Linked DNA regions of Homo sapiens: regions 1 and 3 are each linked to region 2. A link is a loop called in an ENCODE intact Hi-C map of the cell type or tissue named here. Cell type or tissue: PC-9. All regions are shown on one strand. Each heading gives the region's core, and the rest is flanking DNA. Links, peaks and the distances in the headings are about the cores only. Region 1 has its middle 77 kb from the start of ZSWIM2. Region 2 holds the start of FAM171B (family with sequence similarity 171 member B). Region 3 overlaps ZSWIM2 (zinc finger SWIM-type containing 2).

The links. Hi-C counts contacts between places; a loop is a spot of excess contacts. Peaks named below come from ENCODE experiments on the same cell type or tissue, not always from the same donor. Only the 100,000 strongest peaks of a DNase experiment are listed, where the experiment ranks them.
Region 1: it touches region 2 in a loop (5-fold over the local background); 5 of 110 quality-filtered maps call a loop at or near these places.
Region 3: it touches region 2 in a loop (2.4-fold over the local background); 7 of 110 quality-filtered maps call a loop at or near these places.

What each region holds. Positions count from the first base shown.
Region 1 is chr2:186,766,935-186,777,191 of GRCh38, forward strand. No RefSeq gene overlaps it. Among named protein-coding and RNA genes, the nearest start is that of ZSWIM2, 77 kb to the right of the region's middle. In PC-9, for the core only: no CTCF peak of the experiment used is centred there; DNase peaks (open chromatin) are centred at 4,647 and 5,137; H3K4me3 peaks cover 1,070 bases; H3K27ac peaks cover 2,999 bases.
Region 2 is chr2:186,688,420-186,698,676 of GRCh38, forward strand. FAM171B (family with sequence similarity 171 member B) reads left to right here and starts at 5,641. Exons shown (of 8, transcript NM_177454.4): 1 at 5,641-5,992. The coding sequence starts at 5,755. RefSeq lists a silencer at 5,445-5,804. In PC-9, for the core only: no CTCF peak of the experiment used is centred there; a DNase peak (open chromatin) is centred at 5,602; H3K4me3 peaks cover 1,356 bases.
Region 3 is chr2:186,837,502-186,847,758 of GRCh38, forward strand. It overlaps ZSWIM2 (zinc finger SWIM-type containing 2), which reads right to left. Exons shown (of 9, transcript NM_182521.3): 2 at 10,218-10,257; 3 at 7,216-7,256; 4 at 1,458-1,668; 5 at 1-53. Among named protein-coding and RNA genes, the nearest start is that of ZSWIM2, 6.5 kb to the right of the region's middle. In PC-9, for the core only: no CTCF peak of the experiment used is centred there; no DNase peak of the experiment used is centred there.

The sequences.
Region 1 (10,257 bases), core at 2,572-7,571, 78 kb after region 2:
AGATAATCAGGGATCCTTTCCTTGAAGTAAATGTTGGAAAAATATTTAAACTACACCACAGTGTTTGTTTACCTAGACCCCATGAAATCACCCTGTGGACCTCTTTTTATAGGTGGATTTCTTGACAGATGGATACACAGTGAGACAGCTTACTTATATCGGTAAGCTCTCTCTAAATCAACTAGAGGGCTAATTTCTTCTAGGAAAAATTGCCTTATTTTCTTAGTTTTGAATTTGTTTGCTCCATCAAAATAAATATTCTTTCTTTGACTTGTCTTTATCTTTTCATTTTGAGCTTCAGTTTATTTGGGGACTAGATTTCTGCCTATTAAGATTTTTAAAACATAACATCTTCAGAGTTTGACTAGAAGAAAATAGTCTAGAAGTCAACCATAATTTGCCATATTAAATGCTGAAAGCTAATAATCTCAATGACAAATGATGGAAAAACATTTTCATCAAGTATATAATGGTACGTGCCTTAGAAAAAAATAACTATTTTCTTTCCAAAATAGCTAAGCTTAAAGATTACATTTTAAAACTACCTGTGATGTTTGTTAAAATATTGCAATAACACGTTCCTGCACTTTGTTAGCTATAGTAGATGAATAGCTTCCTATTTCTTTTGGGAAAGTTTACATGATGATGTAAACCCACAGATTATTTTTAAAAAAGAAAGTTCACATCTTTAGAAGCATATGCTATTTTATCCCCCTAGGTAACAAAACCTTTCTTAGTTGAAACCTATTATTTCCTGGTTTTCAAGCCTACCTCTGCTATGGTTCTGAATGGTATTCCACAGTCTTGCAAGAGTACCAGATTTTCCCCATGGATTGATTTTTTTTCTGTTCTTCAGGTTGACTGGGGGTTTCATAATTCATATGTTGACTAGTTCTAATCCTTGTAGACCTTATTAAAACACTAGACTAACTGCAGACAGTCTGATTCAAAACAAATAAGACAATTACATTCCCAAGAGTCTCTGGACTTATTACACTTGAACAGCTTAGTTAGAAACTTTTTCTAAATGGGGGCTATCCGGAAAGGGTAATAGTGGCTATTAAGCAATGTAGAGTAAATATCTCAGAATTTTTATTTTACATATTTCCATATTTCAATCCAATAATGTAGATTCTTTTGTTTTTCATAGAAAAATACTTTAAAAAATTCAGCTTAAAAAATTAGCTTATCAGTATCCAAAATTTTATAATAAAGACTATTTCAAAACCCTGATTTCTGATTTAGATAATTTCTGAAAGGTTTGTGTCCATAAAATACAAAAAAGGATAATTATTAACATACTTTTGCAGATATTTTCTCATTGTTACTTTTAAAAATTTAGTATTTCTGATTTTTAAAAGAGTTGCTTGTCATTATTCCATGTATTATTTAACAAAACACTATTGATGTGAATATTGACCATTGAAGAGGTTGTTAATGACAAGTAGATGAGATCTATAATTAAGGAGTTTACCAATTATTTCTAAGGAGTGCTTATACTTATAAAAGGAAGGGAAAAATTATTTCTCTGAATAAGTTTTTTTCCTTAATGTTTAAATAAAATGACAAGAAAAGAATCTTGAAAGTGAATTTCATGCTAACAATCTTTAACACATACCTGTTTTCTGAAACTCTGGTTTCTCAAAAAGTAATGCTTGCCACTGTTCTATTATTTTCTTTTTTCACAATGAGACATAAGAGCAAGCTGTAATGAATCAGTGATAAGAGAATTGTACTTACTCTTCTTGAAATTGGGACCTGTCTTTCCTGCCTTTTTTTTTTTTAAGTGAAGATGAGATTTGATACTATTAAAATTAGCCTTAGTAAGAAATTAATCTGAATCAGGAAATTTTGAAAATTCCATCTGCCCCAAGATGAGCTCATTTCACTTCTAAAGAAAATACTGCCTGATTGCATGTACAAAATTGTTATGTTGATATCTTATGTTTGTCTTCTTAGACCATAAGATCCTTATGGACAGAAACCATGCTTTACAATTCCTCCAATTCTTAACAGTACAGTATGTATTCAATAAATATTGATTAATGGAGTTATGAATTAGATGAATGATAATGGATTTTGTTCAATGGAATAATTGGAAATGTTTTGAGAAGAGGAGAGAGTGACATCAGCAAGATGGTAAAATAGGAGCTCCCCTGCTTGTATCCTCTCAAGCAACAAAGGCAAAAGTGGCTTTGTGGGAGCTCTGGAATTCAGATAGGAGTTTGTGAAAACCTCCTGGAGCTCAAGACCTAGTAAGGCCATTCTAGAGGGTAGAACTATGCCCATGTAGAAAGCTCACAGGCTATGGTCCCAGTTCCAGACCTGGAAATGGCCCTGTCATCCTGAGGACTCAGTTGCAGCCATGTTTGGCCTTGATCCTGCTACCACAATCACCCACCAAGGAACCCAGGTAGAGTCACACCATTTATGCCTTCAGTGACAGGCCTGCTGACTTTGTTTCTTCCTGTGGACCCTGAAATGGCTAAGAGACTTGTCTTCAGCTCTGTCAGCTGCAGACTGCAAGCAGTCCTGCCCCATGAGGTCCCCAGGGGGAGACATACTTGTCTCTCAGTTCCTAGAGGCAGGCCTGTCAACCTTAGTCTCAGCTGTGGAACCTGAAGCAGCCCTGCAACTGTTTAAGTCCCTCACATCTGTGGGCTGGGGACAACACTGCCTGTCCAGAGAACTACTCAGTGACCCAGGGGGAGCCTTCCCAGAAACCCACATGAAGCCACACCAGTCTGTGCAGCTGGTGATAGGCTAGTTGTCTGAGCGAACTTGAAGACAGGTAAGTTGAAATTACCCAATTATAGAAAGAAAAAGAATGAAGGAAGCATAAGGGACTTATGGGACACCATCAAATACAAATATATTATTAATTATGGGAGTTTCTGAAACAAGAGAGAGAGAGAAAGCTAAAGAAAGCTTATTTCAAGAAATAGTAGCTGAAAATTTCTCAAATATTGAGAGGATCCAGATTCATGGAGCTCAGAAAACCCTAAGCAAGACTGACCCTGTATTAGGCTGTTCATACATTGCTATAAATACTTGAGACTGTGTAATTTATAAAGAAGAGACTTAATTGGCCAATGGTTCTGCAGGCTTTACAGGAAGCATGGCGCTGGCATCTGCTCAGCTTCCAGTGAAGCTCCTCAAGGAACTTTCAATCACGCCAGAAGGTGAAGGGGGAACAGGCCTGTCACATGGTGAAAGTAGGAGAAAGAAAGAAAGAGAGAGAAAATGGAGGCGATGCGGGGAGGGTGCGGGCGTGGGTGCCATATACTTTTAAGTGACCAGACCTTGTGAGAACACACTCACTCTCATAAAAACAGCACCAAGCCACAAGGGATTCACCTCCATGATCCAAACACCTCCCACCAGGCTAAGAATTACAATTCGACATGAGATTTAGGCAGGGACAAATATCCAAACTCTATCAGACCCAAAGAAGAATATTCTGAGACATATTATGATCAAATTGTCAAAAATCAAAGATAGAATCTTGACAGCACCAAGAGAAAAGTGCCTTATTACACACAAGGGAACCTTCATAAGACTATCAGCAGACTTTTCAACAAAACCCTTGCAAGCCAGGAGGAAGTAAGATAACATATTCAAAGTGCAAAACAAAAAAAACAAACTGTCAATAAGTAATACTATAACTGGCAAAGCTGTCCTTCACATATGAAGGACAGAGAGACATTCCCTGACAAAGAAAACCTGAGAGACATCATCACCAGTAGACCTGCCTTACAAGAAATAATGAAGTTCTTAGAGTTGAAACAAAAGGATGCTAAATAGCAACATGAAAACATATGAAAGTACAAATGTTTCTCAACTTATAATGGGGAAACATCCTGATAAACCCATCATAAAGTCACAAAATTATAAGTCAAACCAATGTAAGTTGGGGACCATCTGTACAAAATTCACTGGTAAAGGTAAATATTTAGTGAAATCCAGTATACTCTAATACTGTAATAATGGTGTGTAAATGACTTTTAATTCTAGTACAAAAGTTAAAAGACCAAAGTATTAAAAATAACTGTAACTACAATTTGCTGATAAATAAACAAAATAGAAAGATGTAAAATATAACATCAATAGCCTAAAATGTGGTGAGGAGCGAAATAGAAGTGTGGGTTTTGTATGCTATTGAACTTAAGCTTTTAGTTCAAAATAGAATGTTATAACAATAAGATGTTTCGTAAAAGTCCTGTGGTGAACACAAAGAAAAAATAAACCTCTAGTGAATACACAAAGATAACAACAAAAAAAAACCAAAGCATGCACTTCAAAAATCTAACAAATTACAAAGGAGGAAGAAAAGAATGGTATAATGGAAAAAAGGAATGATGAAACAATTAGTAAACAACAAAATGGCAAAAGTTCTTACATATTGATTATTACTTTACATGCAAATGAATATATTTTCCAATCAAAAGACACAGTGTTTAAATGGATTAAAAAATATGATCTCAGTTGGAAAAAAAATGGCAGATAGGAGACAGGACTAACTTCAGCTCCCACTCAGAGCAGTGTGTGGAGGCTCACACTGTGAACTTTTGCTCCAAGGATTAGTGCAGTAACATACCAAGAAAGCCAGAGACTCCACAAGCCCTTTGAAGGAAGCGGCTTGCTGTTGCAGGTTCTGTGAGACAGCCAAAAGAATGTGAGTATTCAAAGTGTAAAAGAGGGAACATCCACCCCCAAACACACATCCTCACTGGGAAACCTAAAGGTTCAGATCACAGGAGAAGAATTTGACCTTACCTGGCGCTGAGACAAATTTAGAGAGCTGAGAAAAATATGGGGGTAGAAGAAGCACAGGGAAGAGTCCTGTGGGCACTCTCAGTCCCCAGGGAAGCCATTTCTGACTTTATTTCATAGGGGTCCTTGGGGAGGGCTGGCAGTGGAACTGGGGAAAGATGAAAGATTCAGGAAACATTCAGCTGAACTTTGTAACAATTTCAACTCAAGGTGAAGGTTCCTGGACAGAAACTGGGGGAGGGAGTGACCTGGAGTACAAATATGAACACAGAAGCTGCAGAAGGTAGGGAGGCATGAAACCTGAAAGCCCTGTTTACTTTCTCAGCAGGGAGGCTTGTAGCCTGGGGCAAGTTCTCAGCCCTGCTCACTGGCTGCCTGGAAATAAACTCAGTGTGGTTAGGGGGACACAGTGGGAGTGAGACTAGCCTTTCCAGCTGCATGGGAGCTGTGTGAGTCCTGTCACTGCTGGCTTTCCTGCACTTCTCTGGTGACCTGTATGATATGACAGAGGCAGCCATAATCTCCCTGGGAATGTAACTTCATCAGCCTGAGAACCACACTCCAATCCTCCACAACAGCCTAAGCATGCCCTGCCCAAGGAGAGTCTGAGCTCAGACACACCAGACCCTGCTCCCACCTGATGGTCTTTCTCTACCCGCTCTGGTAGCTGAAGACAAAGGACATAATTTCTTGGAAGCTCTGTGGCCCCACCCACCACCTGAGACACCCAAATACTTACCCAGGTGACCTTAGGGCAAGCTTGTATACTCCCTGTAATACTGCAGCTGATACTCTCTTGAAAGCACCACCTCCTTGCTGGAGGCCAACCAACACAAAACCAGTGCACTAAGCAAAAATACAACCAAGGACTCTCACAGAGTCCACTTCACTCCCCTGCTACATGCGCTGGAACAGGTTCTGGTATCCACGACTGAGAGACCTGAAGATGGATCACATCACATGACTCTTTGCAGACACTCCACAGAACCAGCCCAGAGCCCACTAGCTCTGCTGTGTGGCTGGATCCAGAAGAGAAACAACAATCACTATAGTTGAGCTCTCAGAAACCCCCATCCCCAGGGGAATGGGGAGAGTACCACATCCCCATAAGACAAAAGAATTCAAACAGCAGCTCTTGAGCACCGTATCTTCCTTCTGACATAGTCTACCCAAATGAGAAGAAACCAGAAAAACAATTCTGGTAATATGAAAAAACAAGGTTATTTAACACCCCCAAAAGATCACAATAACTCAGTAGCAATGGATCCAAACTGAAAAGAAATCTCTGAATTGCTAGAAGAATTCAGAAGGTTGATTTTTAAGCTACTCAAGAAGGCACCAGAGAAAGGTGAATACAAACTTAAAGAAATTTTAAAAATGTCACAGGATATGAATAGAAAAATAGATAAACAGCATAAATAAAAAATAATCACAACTTCTGGAAATGAAGGACATACTTAGAGAAATGCAAAATCCACTGGAAAGTCTCAGCAATAGAATTGAACAAGCAGAAAAAAGAACATCAGAGCTTGAAGACAAGGCTTTTGAATTAACCCAACCCAATAAAGACAAAGAAAAAAATTAAAACGGAGCAAAACCTTCAGGAAGTTTGGGATTATGTTAAAAGACCAAACCTAAGAATAATTGGTGTTCTTGAGGAGGAGAAATCTAAACATATTTGAGGGAATAATCATTCCACTATGGAAAACAGTGTGGAGATTGCTTAAAGAACTAAAAGTAGAACTACCATTTGATCCAGCAATCCCACTCCTGGGTGTCTACCCAGAGGAAAAGAAGGTATTATACAAAACATATACTTGCATATGCATGTGTATAGCAGCACAATTCACAATTGCAAAAATATGAAACTAGCCTAAATGCTCATCAATGAGTGGATAAATTGTGGTGTATATATGCATTAGTCCCTTTTCACGCTGCTGATAAAAACACACTGAGACTGGACGATTCACAAAAGAAAGAGATTTAATGGACTTACAGTTCCACATGGCTGGGGAGGCCTCACAATCATGGTGGAAGGCAAAGAGGAGCAAGTCATATCTTACATGGATGGCAGCAGGCAAAGAAAGAGAGCTTGTGCAGGAAACCTCTCATTTTTTAAAATCATCAGATCTTGTGAAACTTATTCACTATCACAAGAATGGCATGGGAAAACCTGCTCTCCATGATTCAATTACCTTCCACCGGGTCCCTCCCACAACACGTGGGAATTCAAGATAAGATTTGGGTGGAGACACAGCCAAATCATATCAATATATACCATGGAATGCTACTCAGCCATAAAAAGGAATGAAATAATGGCATTTGCAGAAATCTAGATGGAACTGGAGACCATTATTCTAAGTGAAGCAACTCAGGAATGGAAAAGGAAACATTTTATGTTCTCAATCATAAGTGGGAACTAAGCTATGAGGATGCAAAGGTGTGGAAATGGGACTTTCGGGACCTAAGGAAAGGATGGGAGCAGGGAGAGGGGTAAAAGACTACACATTGGTACAGTGTACATTGCTTGGATGTTTTGGTTTACCAAAATCTCAGAAATCATCACTGAAGAAGTTATTCATATAACCAAACACCACCTGCTCTCCAAAAACCTATTGAAATAAAAAAATTAATAAGTCAAAAAATATGATCCAATAATATTCTATGTACAAAATACTCACTTTAGGCTTGAGGACACATAGAAAGTACATGAATGAAAAAAGATATTCTATGCAAGTTATAACCAAAGAGAGCAGGGGTGCCTATACTTATAAAAGAAAAAAACAGACTAAGTCAAAAACTGTAAAGCTGTAAAATTCTAGTGTAGTAGTAAATGCCTGCATTAGACAAAAGTGTTAATATATAATAAAGATGTCAATTTATCAAGAGGTTATAACAATTGTAAATATATAGGCACCCACCATCAGATCATCTGAATATAACAGGCAGATATTAACACAAAGGAGAAATACACAGCAATGTAACAGTGGCGGACTTTAATATTCCACTTTCAACAATGGATATATTATCCATACCAAAAAGGAAAAAAGTCAATAAGGATGAAGTGGACTTGAATGATAAACCAAAGGAACCTAGCAGACATATAGAGAGAGCATTCCATCTAACAGCAGCAGAATACATATCCTTCTCAAATACACATGAAACATTCTCCAGGATTGATCATATGTTGTGTCATAAAACAAAACAAATTTAAGAAGATTGAAATCATCTCAAATATCTCTTCTGACCACAATAATATGAAACTAAAAAGCAATGATAGGAAGATTGAAAAATTCATAAATATGTGGAAATTAAGCAATAGGTTTCTGATCAACTAATGGATCAAAAAAGAAATTAAGGCCGGACGCGGTGGCTCATGCCTGTAATCCCAGAACTTTGGGAGGCTGAGGTGGGCAGATCATGAGATCAGGAGATCGAGACCTTCCTGGCTAACATGGGGAAACCCCGTCTCTGCTAAAAATACAAAAAATTAGCTGGACGTGGTGGCAGGCACCTGTAGTCCCAGCTACTCGGGAGGCTGAGGCAGGAGAATGACATTAACCTGGAAGGCGGAGCTTGCAGTGAGCCAAGATTGTGCCACTGCACTCCAGCCTGGGTGACAGAGCGAGACTCCATCTCAAAAAAAAAAAATAAATAAATAAAATAAAAAAGAAATTAAACTAGAAATTAAAAAATATATTAATACAAAAGAAAATGGAAACAAAACATATGAAAGCTTGTGGAATGCAGCGAAAGCAGTAAATGCCTACATTATAAAGGAAAAAAATCCAAATATGCAAGCTAACATTACACCAAAAGGGTCTGAAAAAAGAAGAACAAACCAAGAAAAAGTTTGTATAAGGAAGCTAATAAAGATCAGGCCAGGAAAAAATAGAAATTAGGAAAACAATGGAAGAGATTAATAAACCTAAGAGTTGTTATATTTTAAAAGATAAGTTGATATACCTTTCACTAGAAAAAAACAGAAGACTCAAAATCAGAAATAAAAGAGGAGCTATTACAACTAAAGACACAGAAATAAAAAGGTTAATAAAAAGACTATTACCAATTATACACCAACAAATTGGATAACCTAGAAGGAATGGATAAATTTCTAGATACACATAACCTACTAAGACTGAATTATGAAGTAGAAAATCTGAGCAGATCAATAACAAGCAAGGAGATTGAATTAATAATTTTAAAAAAATCACTCACCAAAAAAAGCCCAGGATCCGATGGCTTCACTGCTGAATTCTATGAAACATTTAAAGAAGAACTAATACCAATCCTTCTGAAAGTCCTCCAAAAATCAAAGAAAAAGAAATAACTTTCAAGTGAATTATATGAGGCCCTGATACCAAAGCCAGACAATACCATTACAAGAAAATTACAATCCAATATCTCTGATGCACACAGATGCAAAAATCCTCATCAAAACACTAGTGAACCAAACTTAACAGCACATTAAAATGATTATTCACTGTGATAAAGTGGGATTTATTAATGGGATGTAAGGATGGTTCAATATATGCAAATCAATAAATTGATATGCCACATTAACAGAATATAGGACAAAAATCATATTATCAATGCATCAAGAAAAATTATCTAACAAAATTCAACATCCTTTCATGATAAAAACTACCAATAAATTAGTTACAGAAGGAATGCACCTCAACATCATAAAAGCCGTATGTGACAAGCCCACAGCTTACATCATACTCAATGATGAAAAGTTGAAAGCGTTTCCTTTAAGATCTGGAACAATATTCACTCTCACAACTTCTATTCAAGTAGTACTGGAAGCCCTAACTAGAGCAATTACGCAAGAGAAAAAAAAAAGTATTAAAATCACAAAGGAAGTAAATTGTCTCTGCAGATGACATAATCTTATATATTAAAAGCTTTAAAGGCTTCAAAGAACTTTTAGAACTAATAAATGAATTCAATAAAGTTGCAGGATACAAAATCAATGTACAAAAATGAGTTGCCTTTCTAAACACTAACAATGAATTATCTGAAAAAGAAATCAAGAAAACAATCCCAATTACAGTAGCTACAAAGAAAATAAAATGCTTAGAATTAAATTTAACCAAGGAGGTAAAAGATCTGTACACTGAAAACTATGTAAGATAATGAAAAAAGAAGACACAAATGGAAAGATATCTATGTACAGGGATTCGGAAAATATTGTTATAATGTCTATATCACCCAAAGAAATCTACAAATTCAATACAATCCTTATCAAAATTCCAATAACATTTTTTACCAAAATTTTAAAAATTCTAAAATTTGTAAAGAAGCACAAAAGACCCTGAATAGCCAAAGCAATTCTGAGCAAAAACAAAGCTGAAGCCACATACTACCCAACTTCAAAATATACTGCAAAGCTGTGGTAATCAATAGAGCATGGTGCCAGCATAAATACACAGACAAATGGAAAAAAAATGAAAAGTTCAGAGATAAATCCAATATTTACAG
Region 2 (10,257 bases), core at 2,965-7,964:
TTTCACTTTCACGATAGTGTCCTTTGATGCATAAATGTTTTAATTTTGATAAAATTCAATATATATATATATTTCTTTCTTTTGTTGCTTGCCCTTTGGTGTCATATCTAAGAAATTATTGCTGAATCCAACATCACGAAAATGTATCCCTATACTTCTTTTAAGAGTTCTATAATGTTAGTTCTTATATTTATGTCCTTGATCCAATTTTAGTTAATTTTTGTAAATGATGTGAAGTAAGGGTCTAACTTCATTCTGTTGCATGCAGCTATGGAGTTGCCCAACATGAACATTCCCAGCTGAGGTCAAATGAGAAGATGCTCTTCCTTCTTGTTCAGCTCTTAAAATGGAAATGTGTCCTTTCTGTGGTCTATTTAGCACCATATTTTTCACAGTTGTGTGCTTTTTTCCTGGTGATTTTGTTGTTTAAAATGGCTCTCCAGTATAATACTGGAGTGCTGTCTAGCACTTCTTAGTACCAGAAGGCTGTGATGAGCCTTGGAGGCAAAATACAAGTGTTAGGTAAGCTTTGTTTAGACATGAGTTACAGTGCTATTGTCTGTGATTTCAATGTTGTTGAACCAATAATATATAAAATAAACATGGTGTCTTTAAACAGAAACACACATAAAACAAGTTTTATATTGATCTGTTGACAAAAATCTTGTGATGAGAGGTTCACAGGAACCTAACTTGTATTTCCTCTAGGAGGAATGGTTCAGTATTTGCTAATTCAACGTTTACGGTTACTTAATGGAACATTCACTACCGAGAAAAATGAGAAGTGATTGCATATAACATGCATTTTGTTTTGTTTTTAATTTTTTTCTTTTTATCTTCAGATGAGCATCATGATCTAGAAATTTTATATACATATAAGATACATATAAACAAAACAGAACAATCATATACAAGTTTAACAAAATAAATAACAGTTAACATTTACCGAAGACTTCCTCTGGGCTGAAATTCAAAGTATTTCACATGTTATTTTATTTTGTTAGCTCCTTTAGGTTCTACTATTTCTCCCCCTATACAGTTGAGGAAACTGAGGCCTAGAATCTCATGTAAATTACATCACTCGTGAGGGGTTGATACCAGAGCAGTCTGATACCATGGTCCTCCACCCTTAAGCAACAGTTCTGCCTCTTAAAATTGTTTTATTGATTTAATCAGCCAAGTAATCAATCAAACAAGCAATGCCAGGTATCATGGTAGGAGCTGCTGACACAGCTGTGAGCATAATGGTCCTGGCTCTTGTGGGGCTAGTAAGTGAGGATACAGAAAAGTAAATGCCCATTTTAAATAATAAGATCAAAACAGGAAATATGGGTTGCCACGCAAGCTCATAACAGAGGCACCTAATCAAACTAAGGGTGTTAGGGAATGAATCCTGGAGGAAGTAATATCTAACCTGAACTCTTCGGGCTCTAGGGGAACTTGCCAGTTAAACGGGTAAAGGAGTAGACTTCTAGGCAGGGAAAATCACATATTTAAAGGTCTAGGGGCAACTCAAATCTAGTTCAAAGGAATAGAAGAAACTCCCGTGTGTGTGTGTGTGTGTGTGTGTGTGTGTGTGTGTGTATGCAGGAAAATTTTTAAAATGAACCTGAACCTAGGTAGTCAGGGGACATATTGCAAACGGCTTTGTAAATCATGTTAGGAATTTTGGATTTGTGCTAAGAGTAATGAGGAGGTACCAGTAGGTTTTAAGTGGGGAAGAATTATATGTGTATAGTATTGTGCTTTGCTTTCTGATGGCTCTTGGGGCATTTTTCTAAAAATGATGAATTTCTAACCTTAACGATTACATTGTGTTTAGCATAAACTTTATCATGGACTATGTACCTGAAAATAACTTGCTGGATTAACTGGCATTTTTCATTCCTTTGTAAAACACACAGACAAACATTTAGGGCAAATGTAGTTATCAGCTTACATCTTCCTGAATGTCTGCCTATGTTTACTCCTGTCATTTGGTTGTGCCTGTGCCAAAAGTCAGTTATATTTTTCACAAACTTTTTCTTTTTTGCCAGTTATATGTGTGATAAGGAATATATACAATATGGATTTGAGATAAGTAAATTTTTCCTATTAAAACTAAGTTTAGGCCAGGTGTGGTGGCTCACGCCTGTAATCCCAGCATTTTCGGAGGCTGAGGCGGGCGATCACCTGAGGTCAGGAGTTCAAGACCAGTCTGGCCAACATGGCGAAACCCTGTCTCTACTAAAAATACAAAAATTAGCCAGGCGTGGTGGCATGCACCAGTAATCCCAGCTACTCAGGAGGCTGAGGCAGGAGAATCGCTTGAACCCAGGAGGTGGAGGTTGCAGTGAGCCAAGATTTTTCCATTGCACTCTAGCCTGGAAGACAAGAGCGAGACTCTGTTTCAAAAAATAAAATAAAATAAAATATAAGTTTAATACTAAGTATATGAGAAAATTCTACAAGCTTGGGAAAAAAATTGAACATAGAATGACTTGGCACTCTAATTGTGTGGCAAGGGTCTTTGAGAACTTCCACTTAAACTAAACCTGCAAATCATAGTGGTATATCATAACTGTGGTTTATGACTTCAAACTCTAGGATGTGGTTGAAATTCTTGGCCCTACATCAAAAGATTTGTGAACAAATATATATTTATTTATTCTAGGGTAAAATATGTGGCTTAAGATATATTTAGGATGTATTGACTTTGGTCTTTTGATGAACTTTTTTCATTTGCCAAGTACTATCCCCAATTGAATCGGATAATATGGCTTTTTTATATTGCACAGAAATTAAGCATGAACTACACGAATAATGAAGCACTTAAAAACTATTTAAATACTCTTGATTGACAACACTTACCTCTTAAAACAGTCCATAGTATTGAAAGATTTGAGGTCCACCCTCTACCAGGGTCCATGACCCAGTGGCTTTGCCTCCAGAAGGTCTGCTTCTACTATATTAAAAATAACTTGGCTACCCCAAGGCAGGATGACAGAAATCCTGGCTGCATTCCTTTCCTTCTGATCCACCAGTCAGGTTTTTGGAGCCATTTCCATTTTCTCCTTTCTTCTCTCCAGGAGCAGAGGTAACTTGGAAGAGATTGCCATAAAAACAGCTTGATGAAACTAATGGAAACTTGCTGCCTTCAGCTCTGGAGCCCCCTCCCCCAATGGCTCCTGCCTCACACAGACCAGGGAAAGAAAGTCCTGATGGAAGAATGATGTTTAGTGTGAGGGGCCTCACTTTAGTATCTATTTTCCCCAAAATTATGTGGTCCACATACCTTATTTTTGTTTTAAAATCACTAAAAAAGCAATACAAACTCATAGCAGAAGTCTCAAACGGTGCAGAAAGGTAAAGTCACACACTGTAAATGTAGCCTCTGGCAAGACATGGAGCCTCTCTGATCTCCAGTGTTTCCATTTGCTAAATAGGATAATGAGAGCTAATTTGTAGAGATGCTCTGAAGATATAATGAGATAATAGATGCAAAATACCTACTGTTATTTTATTTATGGTTATTGTGTCAGTCCATTTGCATTGCAGTAAACTTCGGGTGACATAAAGAAAAGCGGTTTACTTTAGGTCAGTTCTGCTGGCTGTACAACGCAAGTGTGGTGCTGGCATCTGCTCTGGTGAGACCTTAGAAAGCTTACAATCATGGTGGATGGTGAAAGGGAGACAGCGTGTCACATGACAGGAGAGGGAGCAAGCGAGAGAGAGAAGGGAGTTGCCACACTTTTAAACAACCAGATCTCTTGTGAGCTCAGAGCAAGAATTCAGTCATTACCATGAAGAGGGCACCAAGCCATTCATGAGGGATTCTCCTCTATGAACCAAAGACCTTCCACTAGGCCCCACCTCCAACATTGGAGGTCACATTTCAATATGAGATTTGGAAAGGACAAAACATCTAAACCATTAGTTATATATACACTATTTTCATTTGCTTAACCAAAAAATACTTTTCCAGTACTGAGAAGTTTGTTGTTTTCCAGCATATTGAAAACACTGGGAGGGACAAGGTAAGAATGATAAGGGTGGAAAAGGACAATGAACTACAATGGTAAATGGGGTGATGTCACAGCAGGTGACATTTATATTGCACTATGAGATGTCCCACAGTTACTCCAAATACAAAGAGACCACAACTGAACAAGGCAGGGCTCATTACTCTAGGCCAGTTAATGTTGATAAGGTCATAAGCAGCCACCTAAGATCTCAATTTGTCAATTTAGGTGTCACACTAGGCATATCTCCTCCTCTTCCAATTAACCGTATCTGTTTATTGTAGTCTTATATACTGTGTCTCCTACTCTTTTCTTCTCCTTTTCAGTTTCAATGACCTTTGGCATCTCCTATGGGTTTTGGCAAACACCTCTAAACTGGCATCTTCTCTTCCAATTTATCCCCCTTTAATCCATCTGCCATACTGAGAGCAAAGTGATCCTCCTAAAATGCACAACTGGTAGCAAGTTTCTTCCCTGATTAATTTCTTTCATTATCATCTACTGTGTGAATTTCAATTTCTGTATACAGCATCTAAGTTTATTACAGAAGTTAACAAATGTGAAGTACTTGAGCACACAGTAAGTACTATAGAAATGCTTGTTATTATTATTTTTTTAATGACCTGGTCTCCACTCTCCTTTTCAATCTAAAACACTGTCATTCCTCCATTAGAATAATTGCTCACACTTTTGCAAGCCCACTGTGCTTACACACATCTGGGCTTCACACACACACACACACACACACACACACACACACACACACTCTTCCACGTTCCTGATTTCTCCTGTGTGGAAGTCTTACTCTTTTTTATATTCTACCTCTCCTGGTGTTTCATAGCCCCTACATACACAAGATATTTTCTTCCAATTCTGAGACCTCTGGACTTGTATTGCTTTTCTGTTTGTAGCCACCACATTGGGTTCTAATTTGTTCCTGTGTTCCTCTCCCCTAATAGATGTTGAGCTCCTGGAATGCAGGGATTGTATTTTACTTATTCCAAGCACCTGAAGAAATGCTGGCACATGGTAAGCAACTAGTATTTAGTAAGATTTTTTTGAACAAATGAAAAGGATAGGCTAGAATTAGATAAAATGTAATTAAGAATATTTAATGATATGGAAAGAAATTCCCACTAGGGCAGAGAAAAGAAGTTTAGTCAAAATCTGGCGCGCTGCAGTTTAACTTCTAGCTAAGCAATGATGGCGGTGATGCAGCAAAGCCTATTTGTTTGAGATCCTGGCTTTTTGATCCGTTGGTGCCACCCACGCTATGTGCTGGATGGGGGTAATCAATATACCACCTTCTCTGCTACTTTGGGCTCAGGTGGAAGGAATTTTATTCCACTCTCTGCAAATCTTCCCGGTGCCTCAGTGGGAAGTGGACGCTGTGAGGGTCTACCAGCTCCCAGAAGGCCTCCCCTTTCTGTTTCCCCTAGGGCCCTCCACCCGGGCTGCAGCCCCAGCATCGCGTCCTCTCGGAGCAGCCTGGCCCCAGGTGGCTGCGGGGCGCGGGACCGCGGGCCCCGGCTCGCCCCTCCCCGCGCGTCACATGCGCGAGGATGCGAACTCCCCTTCCCTCCTCCTCCGCCCCCTCCGCCTCCCGGGCCTCTTCCTCCTGCCGGTGAGGGAGTGCTTGGCAGATTGCGCGAGGGGGAGCGAGCGAGCGGGCGCTGCCAGGAGCCCGCAGCCCTGGCGCCCGCCGCCGCCCGGAGCCCCGCAATATGCCGCCGCGGCCCTCTGGCTCTAGGCCATGGCGAGGCTCTGCCGGCGTGTCCCCTGCACCCTGCTTCTCGGCCTGGCCGTGGTGCTGCTGAAAGCGCGGCTGGTCCCCGCGGCCGCCAGAGCGGAACTCAGCCGCTCCGACCTCAGCCTCATCCAACAGCAGCAGCAGCAGCAGCAACAACAACAACAACAGCAAAAGCAGCTGGAGGAGGCTGAGGAGGAGAGGACAGAGGTGCCTGGGGCAACCTCCACCTTGACGGTTCCAGGTAGGTCCTGGCTGCCCAGCCCGGTCTTTCAGTCTCGGCCGGCGATCTCTTAGGGCCTCGCCGGCTTCCTCGCCCCTTCCCTATCCATTCCTATCCTCGTTCGTTCCTGTCACCATCCCTCCCGATCTCTCTCCCCAGACTGGCTGCCCAGCCTTTGGTCCCTTGATCTGGTGTCGGGAATCTGCCCTCCGGGTAATGAGCTTTCTGAGCAGCTCAGAGCACTGCGGTGGGTTGGAGAGGGGTCGGGAAGGCTGGGGGTGGGTGACTGCCTGGATTGATCTTTTTCTTTTCCCTCCCTTCTTCCTGAATTCTACCCTCTGCCCTGGGAATGACTGTAACACACACACACACACACACACACACACACACACACACACACACACCGTTCTTAAATCCCTTAAACATTTTGTTCTCTATCCTTTTCTCTCCTAGAGACTGAGAAATCTTGCCATGGACACCCACACACCCCTTTTCACCATTTCTCCATGCCTGCTATATTTAAATTTAGCCATGAAGAGAGAAATCTTTATATATTTTATTATTTATTTCTCTTTCTCTTTACCCCAGGAAGGGTTTAAGGGTTCATCTTATTGCAAAGAACTCTTTTAGTACAATAAGATGAAGCAAAACAAAACAGGAGTTTGTAATTGAAGGAAAGGGAAAAGGAGAGGGGGACACATAAGGTGAAGTCTGGAGTGGTGTTAGAACAGCAAAAGCCTATCCCTAGAGAGAGAAATCTCCTTACTTGTTAGTAGAACTTAAATGAGGCAGATTCTTGACACTGTTCAGTGAAGGTGTAGAAATACGGCTGTAGTATAGGTGGCTGTAACAGTTCCGCAGTTCCTCCCTCTTTCCCCCCATTAAAGCTCCATCGGTAAGCAAATAGCTAGATTATCCATGTATATTGCATCTCCCTACCCCGCAACCCACTTCGCTTCATGGCTGTAGATTCTTGTCTGCTATTTGGAAAGAAAAAAAGCCTCCAATTTTCTGGCACGAGGGCTTAGGTTTTGTGAAACCAAAGTGAATTTTATTATGACGTTTGTTTTTGTTTTAAAATCCTGCCTGGTAACACTATATGAGTGCTGAAAATGAGATTTGAAAGAGTGGAATCAGCATCACATTTTGTATTGCTTGCTCATCGTCAAAAAGCAGTACACAGGCATGCCAGCTGCGATTCATGACACAGCCAGGATGATTTAATTTATCAGAGTGCTCTGAGCATAGGATGAAATCACCAAAGTGTGCAGGAAAGCATGTGTTTCTGACACCCTCTTAAACCAATTAATAACACTCAAGTGTGGCTAAAAGTCTTGAAAGGTATACAGTGTATGGTGGTTTTCCTACCCAGCTTTTAATAACTGAAAGTGATAATATGGTTTGGGTGAGGCTGCTGTTAGACATACTGTTCGCTAAAGTTAAGGAAATTGGATATATCAGATTGATTGGCCTCATTAATAGAGATATTTCATAAATTCACTATGAAGCCGAAGTCTGGGAGAGTGTTGGTGGGTTTTATGGTTTGCAGTATATTTTTATTTCAATGGACCTTTCAGGAATATTAAATGAATTTTGACTACTGTAATATATATATATATGTTGTGATTAGGGTTATGAACTACTGCAATAATATGAAACCTGAATCCAGCATGCAAATTAAAATGTTTGCTTTCTGATATTTGTGAGGGAATATTCTGAAAAAGCTGATTGTCTGGGAAATTAGCAGTTTTTGTTTTATTTACCTATTAGATTGAGATAAAGGAACCACACTCTTCGATAGATCAAACTAGAACCTGAGAAGTAACCTATGATGATTCTTCTTCCTCAAAAACTCTAATTACCCAAGCCAGTGGCAAACAAGGGAGTAATTCAATTGATTGCTGTTTTAGTTATTGGAATATTGAGTCTTATAATGCAACACAGCTTATAGACAAATGAAGTTAAAATATTCCTTTGAATGCATTGTGATCTCTCCATTGAACTGGTCTTCCTGTTTCAACCTTTGTTTCCCTACTGTCTGTTCTCCTCACACAGCTAGCGATCTTTAAAAAAAAAAAAAACATTAAATAGGATCATTTCTGCCCACACTCCTCCAATGGCTTCCCGTCTCTCTCATACTAGATGCCCAGATCGTGAAAATGGCCTACCAAGGTCTAGATCCTTTGTATCCTCCTTTTCCTCCCGTCTCCTTTAGCCCTTACCCTAACTCTCTCCACTGTAGCCACACTAGCTCTATTTTCTTTAGCTTGCAAGTGGACCCAAGTGTTTGGCCTTTGCACTTGCCATTTTCTCTGCCTGGAATTCTGGAACTTCACATTTTTCAGGTTTGCTCAAGTGTCTCAGTAACTGACAGACCTTTTCCTGACCAGGTGTTTAAAATAGTAATCTGCACATCCTTTTTGCTCTTACCCAGATTCATTCTCCTCCATGGTACTCATTATTCTCAGCTGTTCTAATAAGCCTGTTTTTCCCTTGATAGAACATAAGCTCTGTGAAAACATGGACTTTGTTTTGTTCACTGCTATATTTCTAGTATCTCGAAGAGCACCTGGTTGGTACCCATAGACATTCAACCATTTGTTGAATGGATGGACGGATGGATGGATGGATGGATGGATGGATGGATGGATGAATGAATGAATGAATTCACTTTCTCAGCATTTGTTCGTCTTCATTGGATAAATTCTCCATTGGAGTTTAGCAGGGGATTTATAAAGATAAACGTTATGTAGGAAAGTTTGTAAGTAGAAGTTATAAAGTATGTAAATTTTGGATCTTTAATTTTAGTTAATTTCAGTGTTTATCTTATGCTGACTACAGAAAACTGATTGATACCTATACTTGGGCCTACTTATTGGGTTTTGTGAAGAATTTGGGGTTTTTTTTGAGACAGGGTTGAGTGCAGTGGCGTGATCATGGCTCAAGTCAGTCTCAACCTCCTGGGCACAGCCTCCTGAATAGCTGAACTACAGATGCGTGCCGCTGGGCCCAGCTAATTTTTAATTTTTTTCTTTTTGTAGAGATAGGGTCCTGCTTTGTTGCTCAGGCTAGCCTCAAACTCTGGAACTCTGGGCTCAAGCAATCCTCCCATCTCAGCCTCCCAAAATGTTGGTTTACAAGCATGAACCATAATTCTTTACCTGAGTATACTTAATCTTCTTATGACCTAGGAGGATTTTAACATATATACCTTTAAATAGCTGTGATTGAGCTTGCATTCATTCTTTACCGCTGTATGATGCTTCTGATTCTTTGGACATGCCACATGAAAAACTGTAGGACTTTTCTCAGGCAAAATTTAGAAAACAAATATGACACATTCAATGACTGATATATGACTAAGCCTTATCAGTCCATAGTAGAGAAACTCACCATTGCCTTTGCTTAGTATTCTCTGGATTTTATTATTCTAAAAATTTATGTCTCTTTGTATTGCTGAGAAACAAGAAAGCAAGATTAAAAAAAAACTTGAATGTGAACATTTTTTAAAAATCAGGATTTAAAAAAGTACATTTCCATTTTCTCATTAACTTATAAAAACTCCATCTTCAGAGAGCAGTGAAAATAAAGACTAAGGTTGGTATCCATCAAATCAATTGTTTTCTCCAGTGTATACAACAGCTCTTATTTCTCCATCTGTACCAGTATTTGTTAGAAATATTTGAGGGTCCTGAGAAGAATTAATCTGGGAGCTAGTGGTAGTTGGGACAACCATATTATATTAATTCTGATGGCCCATTAGATGGGAGGCATGCTGGGGTTGGGGGAGAGAGGAGCTGGAGAAAAATAATGAGCTCCATTTAAAATTCTCCATGTGAAGCAGAGACACAGGGGATCTCCAGGGATCATAGAAATGTCTTTTCAGTACAGAGAAAGCTTCTTGAGAGGTATATTTTCATGGTGTGAAAATTTTTGATTGCATATTTCAGTGATATCTATTTTTAAACTTTTTATTTCGCAAGATGTTAAATATATAGAAAGTAAACAGGATAGTGTAATAAAAGCCTATACCTGTCACCTAGCTTTAACAATGGTCAAAATTCTGCCATTGTTTTTTCACCCATACTTCTACCTGTTTCCACTACGTGGGATTTGTTTTTAATTTTTAATTTTTATGGGAACACAGTAGGTGTATATATTTATGGGCTACATGAGATATTTTGATACAGGCATAAAATGTATAATTATCACATCAGGGTAAACATTTATCATTTGTGTTACAAACATTCCAGTTATACTTTCAGTTATGTTAAAATGTACAATAA
Region 3 (10,257 bases), core at 5,136-10,135, 150 kb after region 2:
AATTAGCTAAGATCTTCATGCATTTTATATGAATACTATTGCCACAGCCAAACCTATGAGAGATAAAATTGAAGTTTACCATTTGTATAGAGCAGTTTTACATATCCATTGTATATATATATATATATTATATATATATTTATATAAATAAAATTTCCTGTGCTACCATCTTTATTCCACAAAAAAATAGATTCTGAACTGATTTTCAGCTATAGCTTGATTACACACACACACTCACTCATTCTAGTAATCTATCATCTTTAATACATCAGAATTCCAAACTTAAATTTTCCTTCATTCCAATGAAATGGTGAAAGATTTTGCATCATTAAAATATTTTCATTTGTAAAGTGAGAATGAATATAGGCTTAACACAAAGGAGAATAATAATTATTATTATTTTAATAAAATGCTTCACTGAGAGCAGGGGTGCCACCATACTTTTCCAGAAGTCACACAATACATGGTAGTACCAAAGAAATATCTGCTGAGAGAAATACCATTTTGGAAAGTAGTTAATAATTTTACAATATGCAATAGAAGCAGACACATGAACAACTACAGTGTGGACAAAAGTTTTGTTAAATTATCAGAAGAAAAAAGAATGATCAGGAGAAAAAAATTGCAATGGAAAATGACTGTCCAAATTTTTCAAGTCCAACTTTATAGTGCTGTGAAGAAAAGTATGAACATTAGACTCTCAATAAAGATTTAAAGTATAATAAAAAAATTAAAAATAAAATAAAATAAAAGTAGACAGCTGATCTGAGGTCTAACAAAACAAGAATTGGTTATGTAGACAGAATGAAAGGGATGAAAGAAATATTATTGTTGGCATTAATGAGTAAAAAAAAAAAAAGATTTGTACATATGTGAAAATTGAATTATTTAGGTTTAAAGATAGAATTTTGAAAAACTAAAAATAATTTTTGTAATTTCAAAGTAAAATAATCTTTACTTTCAGAAAAGTCTTTATAACTATAATAAACCATCACATTTATTCATGTGTATAAAATAAAAACACAGAAATTACTCTACCCTTGTTACTTAAGGTGGGAAGAGGAATAATTGTGGAATTATGTTTCAGTTTTTACCCTTGTAGTGTAGCTCAGAAAGATTTAGAGTAAGAGCATATATTTAGCTCAAAACATATATATACACACACATATATATGTTGCTTCCTAACATATATGTTATATATAATATATATATTTCTATGATATATATTTATATATTATAGATATTATATTTATATTGTAATATATTATAATATATTTATATTATATATATTATATATATGTGTGTGTGTTAGGAAATAAAAGAATGTTAATTAAGTATAAATTAGCAGTAGGTAAAGTTGTCTATTTTTTCCCTATCATGTCTCCTAAGGTAATAAATCAGAAATATGTTTTAGAATTTTTAATTAGTTTTAAGAATCTAAAGAAAAAGTACATCACCTGCAAAAGGTGACAGGAAGCTTTTTCTCTAAAAGTAGCTCTTGACAAATAGAGCAGATATCCTCTGAATCAATTTCCTTCTGTTTAATGTACCCATCTTCTTCAACATGTTCATTTTCGTCATTTGTTCCTGGTTGGGGAGTTTGAACTCGATGTATCCCCCGAAGCAAGTCACTTATCTCTCTTTCTCCAAGACCCAGTTGTAAAGCAGCTAGTGAGAAATCCCAAAGTATTAAAATCCAGTCATAAAATTGGAGCTACAGAGAGGTAACAACTTATGCTGAAAGTTAGAATTTTCTTTCAAATATCAGAGAGACAGTTTTGATTGAATTATCACACTGACATTGACCCCTTCTTTACATTTTTTTCAGAGCCAAAATGTCAGAAAAGAGTCATTTAAAAAAATATAAAAATTATTATTTTTTCTTGTAACTGAAAAAGAGTCAATGCAAACAGTGCACTTGAATATGATAGTGTTCATCCTTGGATTGGTGTTACAATCATGTCTTATACTTCGACCTGTTCACTAGTCCATAAACAAATATTTTGTCAACATATAAGAATATTAAAATAAATGGGACATGAATACATGAGGAGGAAACTGATATCCGAGTAGCTACTGTAATTATTTGTTAGATGAATAAGTGAATTAAATAATAATGGAAGAGCAAGACTTAATTAATTGTGCCTATTTTCTGTTTCTGTTTTGTGTACCTACAAAAGCGTGTCTCATTAGTCTTATCCTCAACAGATTTGGTCAGTGTTTCTCAGGACAATCTATTAGTTACTATATTGCTTGCACCATTGGGATGTGCATTTTTTGAATTCTGTATTTTCTCTATCCTGCAATCCTTAAAGGAATGATGTTCTAAGTGCCTATAGTATTGATCAGGGAATCCTAGATTCTTCATTCCTTGGCCCATCCCTTTGCTGCTTCCCCCTTCCATCTCCTACTCCTGAACATGTCATAATTTAAATGCTAGTTGTTATCGGTCCCCTGCCTTCTATTGATTTTATGTATCTTTTTAATATATATGAATTAAAAATTATTTCCAAGATAATGAAATGCTCTGTTTTTCTGGAAAGACCCCCCCCAACTAAACACTAAAATACTGAAAACATCACAGTTACATTTCAATACAGAAATCGCAGTTCCCTGTCAGATGTTATGGCAAGTGGACTGTGGGAGGGCATCATACATTAATTAACCATTACTTTGCGGAAGAAGGGCTATTTGTCACAAAGACACAGCAACATCTGCTCTCTAAAAAAGGAGAGAAAAATAAAGAACAAAATATTGTGCTTTGGGGAATAAAGATGCACTGGGGCAGCAGAAATACTGAAGAATAAAATTTCATAAAAGAAGCTGGCCACAAACTGTTCTGTGTGGTAAAATGTGAATTGGAAAATAAAAGGAAGAAACAAACTCTTCTAAAATGAATTCGGAAAAATTAATGTATAAGACTATGCAGGAATATTTTGAAAGAGAAGAGCAAGACAGCTAACCGGGACTGACATCACAATGTGTTGTACAAGTAATAAATGTAATAATATATGAGATGCTCTAAATAATAAACATTGTTAAACAAAGAGGAAAAGAAGGATTATCCAATAACTGTTAACTGAGATAACTGGGTGGCAATATGGAGAAAATTAACTCAAACCAAATACCAACCTCCAACTTATACCAAAACAACTACACACTGGTGCTATTATATAATAAAGAACAAAAATAATAAAATGAGCAGAAAAAACTCCAAAGGACTATTGATACTATGGAAGAAAGACAATTTTTAAAGGGTTGAAACAATAAACATGAAAAGAACAGATGATCCAATTTAATAACACAAAAACTCCTATATGTAACAAAATTTAATAAAGCCATAGAGAAAAAACTTATAGCAGATTAGAAAAACATTTGAAAAAAGTAATGCTTATAATAATTAAGAAATGTTTGCAGTTTTATCCTAATAAATAGCCAAAATACAATTCACATAAAACACAAATAGTAAACAAGGCAGTGGAAGATGTTCAATTTTATTTGCATCAAAGGCAAATGAGTTAAAATAAGAATAAAGCACAGACACTAAAACTGACTGAATAAACACTAATAAACGTTACTATTTGTTTGCCTTATGTTATTTCTTTTGTATTTAAAAAAGTTATTTGAAGGCATTTTAGATCTTCCATAAAGGAATGTTAAATAAATATACCAGAGAATAGAAACTATTTTCTTATTTAACTTACCAGGCATTGATAGATTACTTTGAACCTTGTATCTGGTATTTTTCCTGCTTTGTGTGGCTTTCTTTCCAAAATTATAGAAATATTACTAACATGGCAAAATATTTCTATGTGTCTTTATTTTCATATTTCTTAAATATGCTGTTAATATCTTTGTATGCTTAAGTACTATAGTTAAAATGTGCCAAAAACATGAATCCAAAAAACAAATAAAACTTAAAGAAATTGACATATTTCTGAAATCACTGTAAATCAGCAAAAGTATTCTGAAAACATATTTGGCAATACATGGGGGGGAGACATAAAAATATTAACACTTCTACTCCAAAACACAGTAAGACTTTAGGCTAAGGAAATATTTGAAAAGAACAAAAAGCTTCACGTACAAAGAATATAACAAGCAGTTAGAAATAAATGCCTAATAGTGGAAGAATGTTAAATTGCTTATAATATACCATATTTAGTGAAATATTAGCTAGCCTTTAATGACTTTCATTACAGAGATTATATAGCATGAAAATATAAGGTAACAGTGTGATAAAAGCAGAACACAGAATTCTGACAGGCTATTAGGCTGTTTTATGATATATATAAAATCATAAAAGGGAAAATAGAAAATAAAAAGTTTACATCTTTCTGGTGAGAATTTAGAAAAATTTCCTTTAATGAGGTTTTAATTTTATTCATAATTATTTAATTCCAAAAAGAAGATAGTATTCACTAGTTATTGTATTTAAAAGGAACTATCAGGTGGTAAATCTAGCTTTTTTTGGGAAAATGTTTGTGAATAAAAGAATGTTCAGTGTTCAAAAATTAACATTTTTCATAATAATATTCCCATATAATCATTTTTGTCGGTCTTTGAAAAGAGAGTCTCAGGTTTCTTATATGCAACACTGGAATGTAGATAATTGCTTCCAGATTCCTTTTAGAAAAGAATCTCTGAATGATGTTCAAAACATTCCTCTTCCATTACAAGTAACATTCCCTCCACACTTATTTAAACGCTATACATAATCCTAATGAGTAATTATTTATAGTTTTCTTTATTTTTCATGTATGTTTATTCTAGCTTTAATTTAAATGATAAATTTAAGATCGCTAAGACTTTCTTTGAATATTATTAGTCTCTAGTATTACATTGTACACATGGGATTTTCTCAATGCCTACTAATTAAAATTTCTTTTAAATACAAGACACAAAAAATCTTTATTTCAGAAGGAAATATAAACTCTCAAATTATAAAGGATTAATTTTAAACATTAAAAAATTCCCTACTGTAGACTGAATGGTTGCTGTCTTCGATAAGTGCAAAGAATAATAATACAATGTAATATATTAAATTGATCAATACAAAATTGCTGTGTTTGCAGATAAAAGACATTCATATACTAGCAATACATACGATTCAATTTATAAAAAGCACCTAGCAGAGCTCCTAGCTAATATGTGGTACAATAAATATTTGTTGAATTTAATTGGGTAGAACTGCACTGTTGAATATGGTAGCCATTAGCCACAGGTAGCTATTGTGTACTTGAAATTTGACGAGTGTGACTGACAAAACAAATTTTAAATTTTGTTAAATTAAAAATTTAGTTTTTAACTTAAAGCTGATAATCTATAGTTACAGAAAAATGTATAAGTATGTAACAATTTGGATATGTGAATCTATTTTTCAGCTACAAATTTTGAGGAAGTCTATATACAGATCAAATATTTCCATTGAAAATATAGTGTCAGAGTTGAGATCTACTGTAAGTATAACAAACATGCTAGATTTTGAAGACAGTATAAAAAAAGTAAAATAGTTCATAACTTTTATATTGATTACACGTTGACACAATAATATTTTGATGTACTGGCTTAAGTTAAAATACATATTAAAGTTACTTCCCTGTTTCTTTTTACTTCTTATAATATGGCTACTAGAAAATTACATATGTATGTTATATTTCCATTGGACAGCCTCAGTATTGAAGCTTGTGAAAATGATATGGAAGAATAGTGTAGAGAATAAGACTTTGGAGAGAGGGTCAACATTTAACTTCAGTGAATACAATGGAGAAGTCAAAAAGAAAACAATATGTATAAAACCATACAACCTAGTCATCACGCATGAAGGGACTGAGAGAGAGGCTTAAGAAGAGGCTGACATTTTAGAAAGAATCTGCCTATCTAGAAGGTGAAAGACAAAGTGCAAAGTTCAGGCATTGGAAACAAGGAGGCTACACAGAATGGTACTAAGGGCTGAGGAAAGTGGAACAAAGGTAAGAATGAGTATGGAGAAATAGAAACACTTGAGAAATATGTAGGATGTAAAACAAGCAGGATTTGTGGTATGGGTAGATACATGGCAGAAGAGGACGAGAGAGAAAAAAATCAGAGAGAATATCAAGGTTTACAGCTTTGAAGAGAAAATAAAAAGGAAAGCCAGTATGTGAGGTAGGGAATCTAAGAGGGGAGCACAGATGGAGAAATCAGTATTTAAGATGCCCATGGGACCTCCAAATTGAGCTTCCCAGAAAGCAACTGGAAATACTGGTCTGCTGCTAAGATTGGGAATCACTGATACAGAGTTAACAGTTGGAGACATGGAAAATGGGAGACATTTCTAAAAAAATATGTAGAGTGAAAAAAGAGAAAATCCCTGTGAAACACTAATGGTAATTAATTATCTGGTATAATTTTTAAAATATGTTTACTGTGATTGTAATTGTATAATAGCTAGGGGGAAATAAACTTGCCTAAATAAAACCAATTCTTTTTGAATAGAAAAAATTTAAAACTAATTATCACTTTAATTATTCATGAATATCAGAAACATTTATTAATACTTTTAAAAATGCAGTTGTTAGATGGGTCTAGTATTGGTCAAACAATTCCTTAACTGCAGTTAACCCTTTGACAATGACAGTATCTTTATTATAAGATGTACAAATTTAAGTGACCTGTATTGCAATTATTTTTCTTTCTCTCTTATTTTTGAGAACTCTGGAATTTAAACTTATATAAATATATAACTGACTCCAAACTCAATTTAAGTACTCACTTAAAAACTACATTTTACTCTGCTTTTGTTTAGCAAAACAATTTCATTCAGCAAACATTTTTGAATAAAATAATGTGCCATGCCAACAGTCTATTTCTGGGATCTAAAAAAATCACATTTGCTATTTTTCTCACAATTAAAATAATTTTAGACACAGAAACCACTGTAACCTTTTCTTAGAATACATAAATGTTTTCCTACTTAATAACTGGCCATTGTTTCATACCTGTTTTTATTAAGTGCCTATGAGTTTGAAAATGACATATAAAGTTACATTTTTTTAAAGATGAAAAATGTTCCAAGTGTCTTAAGTTTAAGAAGCTGAGCTACTGATAGTTACGATTCCCTAGAAAAGTAACCATCTAAATTTAGAAAATGTTAAATAAAACATTCTTATATTTGTTAACTTCAAAGTAGTAAAATAAAAAAAAAACACAAAAAACCCAAACCCCAAAACTTACATTCATGGTTCCTTGGAAGCTTGAATTTTTTCAACAAGACCCTAACATTCACAAGTAGAAAAAAAATCAAGACATTTATTTTTGGCATAAACTCAAAAGACATTTAAAAATATTTAGAATAGAAATTGAATTATAAGATTTATATTATGGAAAGTGTTATGAATAAACTTAAAAATCATCAATTTTCTGTTATAATAGTTGTTAAACTTATGTTTTAAAATAAGCATATGTGAAAAAAGTATGATTAATGAAAACAAATGACATTTGGTGTGAAGAGATTTGTCAGAGAGAGTCCATGTATTTCTTACGACATACAGTTATTCAAAGGGAAAGGATAATGAGGGGATTTAGGTTTTTATGGTACTGCCTTTAAACTTCTCTGGAAAGGCAGTAATTTTCTGGATAGTGTACCAAATGGCTGTTTTCCTACATATACCTCTCTAACGCATGATATAAAAAAATTTTTTTTAAATTTTACCAATAAAATGGAATGCGACTTTTTAAAAAATGTGGGAAATGCCTATTAAATTATTATTCAAAGATACTAAATATACTTTAGTATATGAAGCACTTTGATTATATTTCCATTTACTTAATGGTTACAATATTGTACAACATGAGTTATATAATAATCAAAAGAGAATACCCTTCCCCTGACATAAAATGAAAATGGAAAAAAAACTATTTTAAATATAATCATAATACCAAATTGTAAGTTGTGAAAGGACCATATTTTATCTTTATGTCAACTAGAGTAAATAACTTGTGTTACTAGATGCTTAATAAAAAGTGATCGAAATAAAAGAGCAGAAAACTTAGTAAAAACATTAGAAATAATTATATAACTTTTTTACTTCTAAAGAAAAGCACTAGAAATGGGAAAGTAAGTCATAATCTTTTCTTAATTTCTTATTTTTTCATGTTAACTATCAAATAAATTAAAATAATATTAATAATTTGTTAGTATGAGTATAGGTAGGCAAAACAAAATGAGTTGATTTGTATTTAAGCTTAAGGAACTTTTTTTTCATTTCTAAAGGTCAATTACCCTACAAATAGATTCTCACACTAGAGGAAAAATTTCAGATTTAATAGACATAATCTTCAATAGAGTTCTACTTCTATCTTGAAAGATTTATAGTTAAAGTCAACAAAATTATACACTGGGGAAATAACATCCTATTCAATAAATAGTGCTGGGAAAATTGCAGCCATATGCAGAAGAATAAAAGTGGACTCATAACTTTCACCATATACAAAAATTAACTCAAGATGGATTAAAGACCTAAATGTGAGACCTTAAACTACAAAAACTCTTGAAGAAAAACTAGGAAACTCTTCTGGACATTGGCCTGGGCAAAGAATTTATGATCAAGTCTTCATAAGAAAATGCAACAAAAAGAAAAATAGTTTAATAGACTTAATTAAACTATAAAGCTTCTGCACAGCAAATGAAACAATCAACAGAGTGAACAGACAACCTAAAGAATGTTAAGAAATATTTGCAAACTACGTATTTGACAAAGAGCTAACATCCTGAATCTATAAGGAACTGAAACAACTCAACAGGAAAAAACCTAATAACCTCATTAAAAAGTGGGCAAAGGACATGAACAGACATTTTTCAAAATAAGATATACAAGTGGCCAACAAACATAATAAAATGCTCAACATCACTAATCATCAGAGAAGTGGAAATTATAACCACAATGAGATATCATCTTATACATGTCATAATGACTATTATTAAAAGGTCAAAAAACAACAAATGTCGATAAGGACCTGGAGAAAGGGGAATGCTTATATACTATTGCTAGGAATGTAAATTAGTTCAACCTTTATGAAAAACAGTACGGCGATTTCTCAAAAAACTAAAAATAGAACTACCATGACCCAGCAATCCTATTCCTGGGTATATGGCTACTGGGCAAGAAATCATTATATCAAAAGATAGCTGAACTCATATGTTTATCACAGCACTATTCACAACAGCAAAGATACGGAATCAACCTAAGTATCCATAATGGTGGGCATAAAAATATACCACATTAATAAAATGTGTGTATAAACATATATATATACACACACACACACATATATATATATATATAATGTAATAGAACTCAGCCATAAAAATTAATGAACTCATGTCTTTTGTAGCAGCATGGATGGAACTGGAGGCCAATATCCTAAGTTAAATAATTCGGAAATAGAAAGTCAAATACTGCATGTTCTCAGTTGTAAGTGAAAGCTAAACAATGGGTCACATGGACATATAGAGTGAAATAAGACATCAGAGACTACAAAAACTGGGAGGGTGGGAAGGGAGTAAGGCTGAAAAATCACTTATTGGGTACAATGTTCACTATTGGGGTGATTAGTACACTATAAGTCCAGACTTCACCACTATGCAATATATGCATGTAAGAAACCTGAACTTTTTATAAAAAATAAATAACCTGAACTATTTATAAAAATACATGAAAATTTAAAGTGATTCATAGTCAAATGTTAACTGAAAAGGAAAATATTTTGAAACTTGACTGCCATAGGCCAATACGGAAAAGGTGAACACTTTCAACCTATGTATACATGTAGAAAATGGAACATTTGATATTCAAGAAAACGTGATTTTGGAAACACAATTTGTGGAAGCACAGCAATATCTCAAATGAACCATATAATTATCAGCAGTGATGGGATCAGGATTTTTCCCCCGTTTTATAGTTAGATTTCACATTTGTACATGAGAATCTAAAATTGATTTTTTCTATTTAAAAGCATTAACATTATAAAATGGTTCTCAATTTAAATGTTATTCAATTTTCAGAATAAAATGAAATACTGAAAAATTTATTGGTAAGCTATGACCATTTTAACTTTATATTCCCCAAACACCAAATTTCTTTAATTTTGTTGTTATTGAAACCATGACAAAGGCAAAATATTTAACACACCAAGATGTTCCTTCATGGAAGATCTTCATTTGAAAAGTCACTTACCAGCAGATATGCTTACAAAGTTCCCCTCCTTTCGGAAATG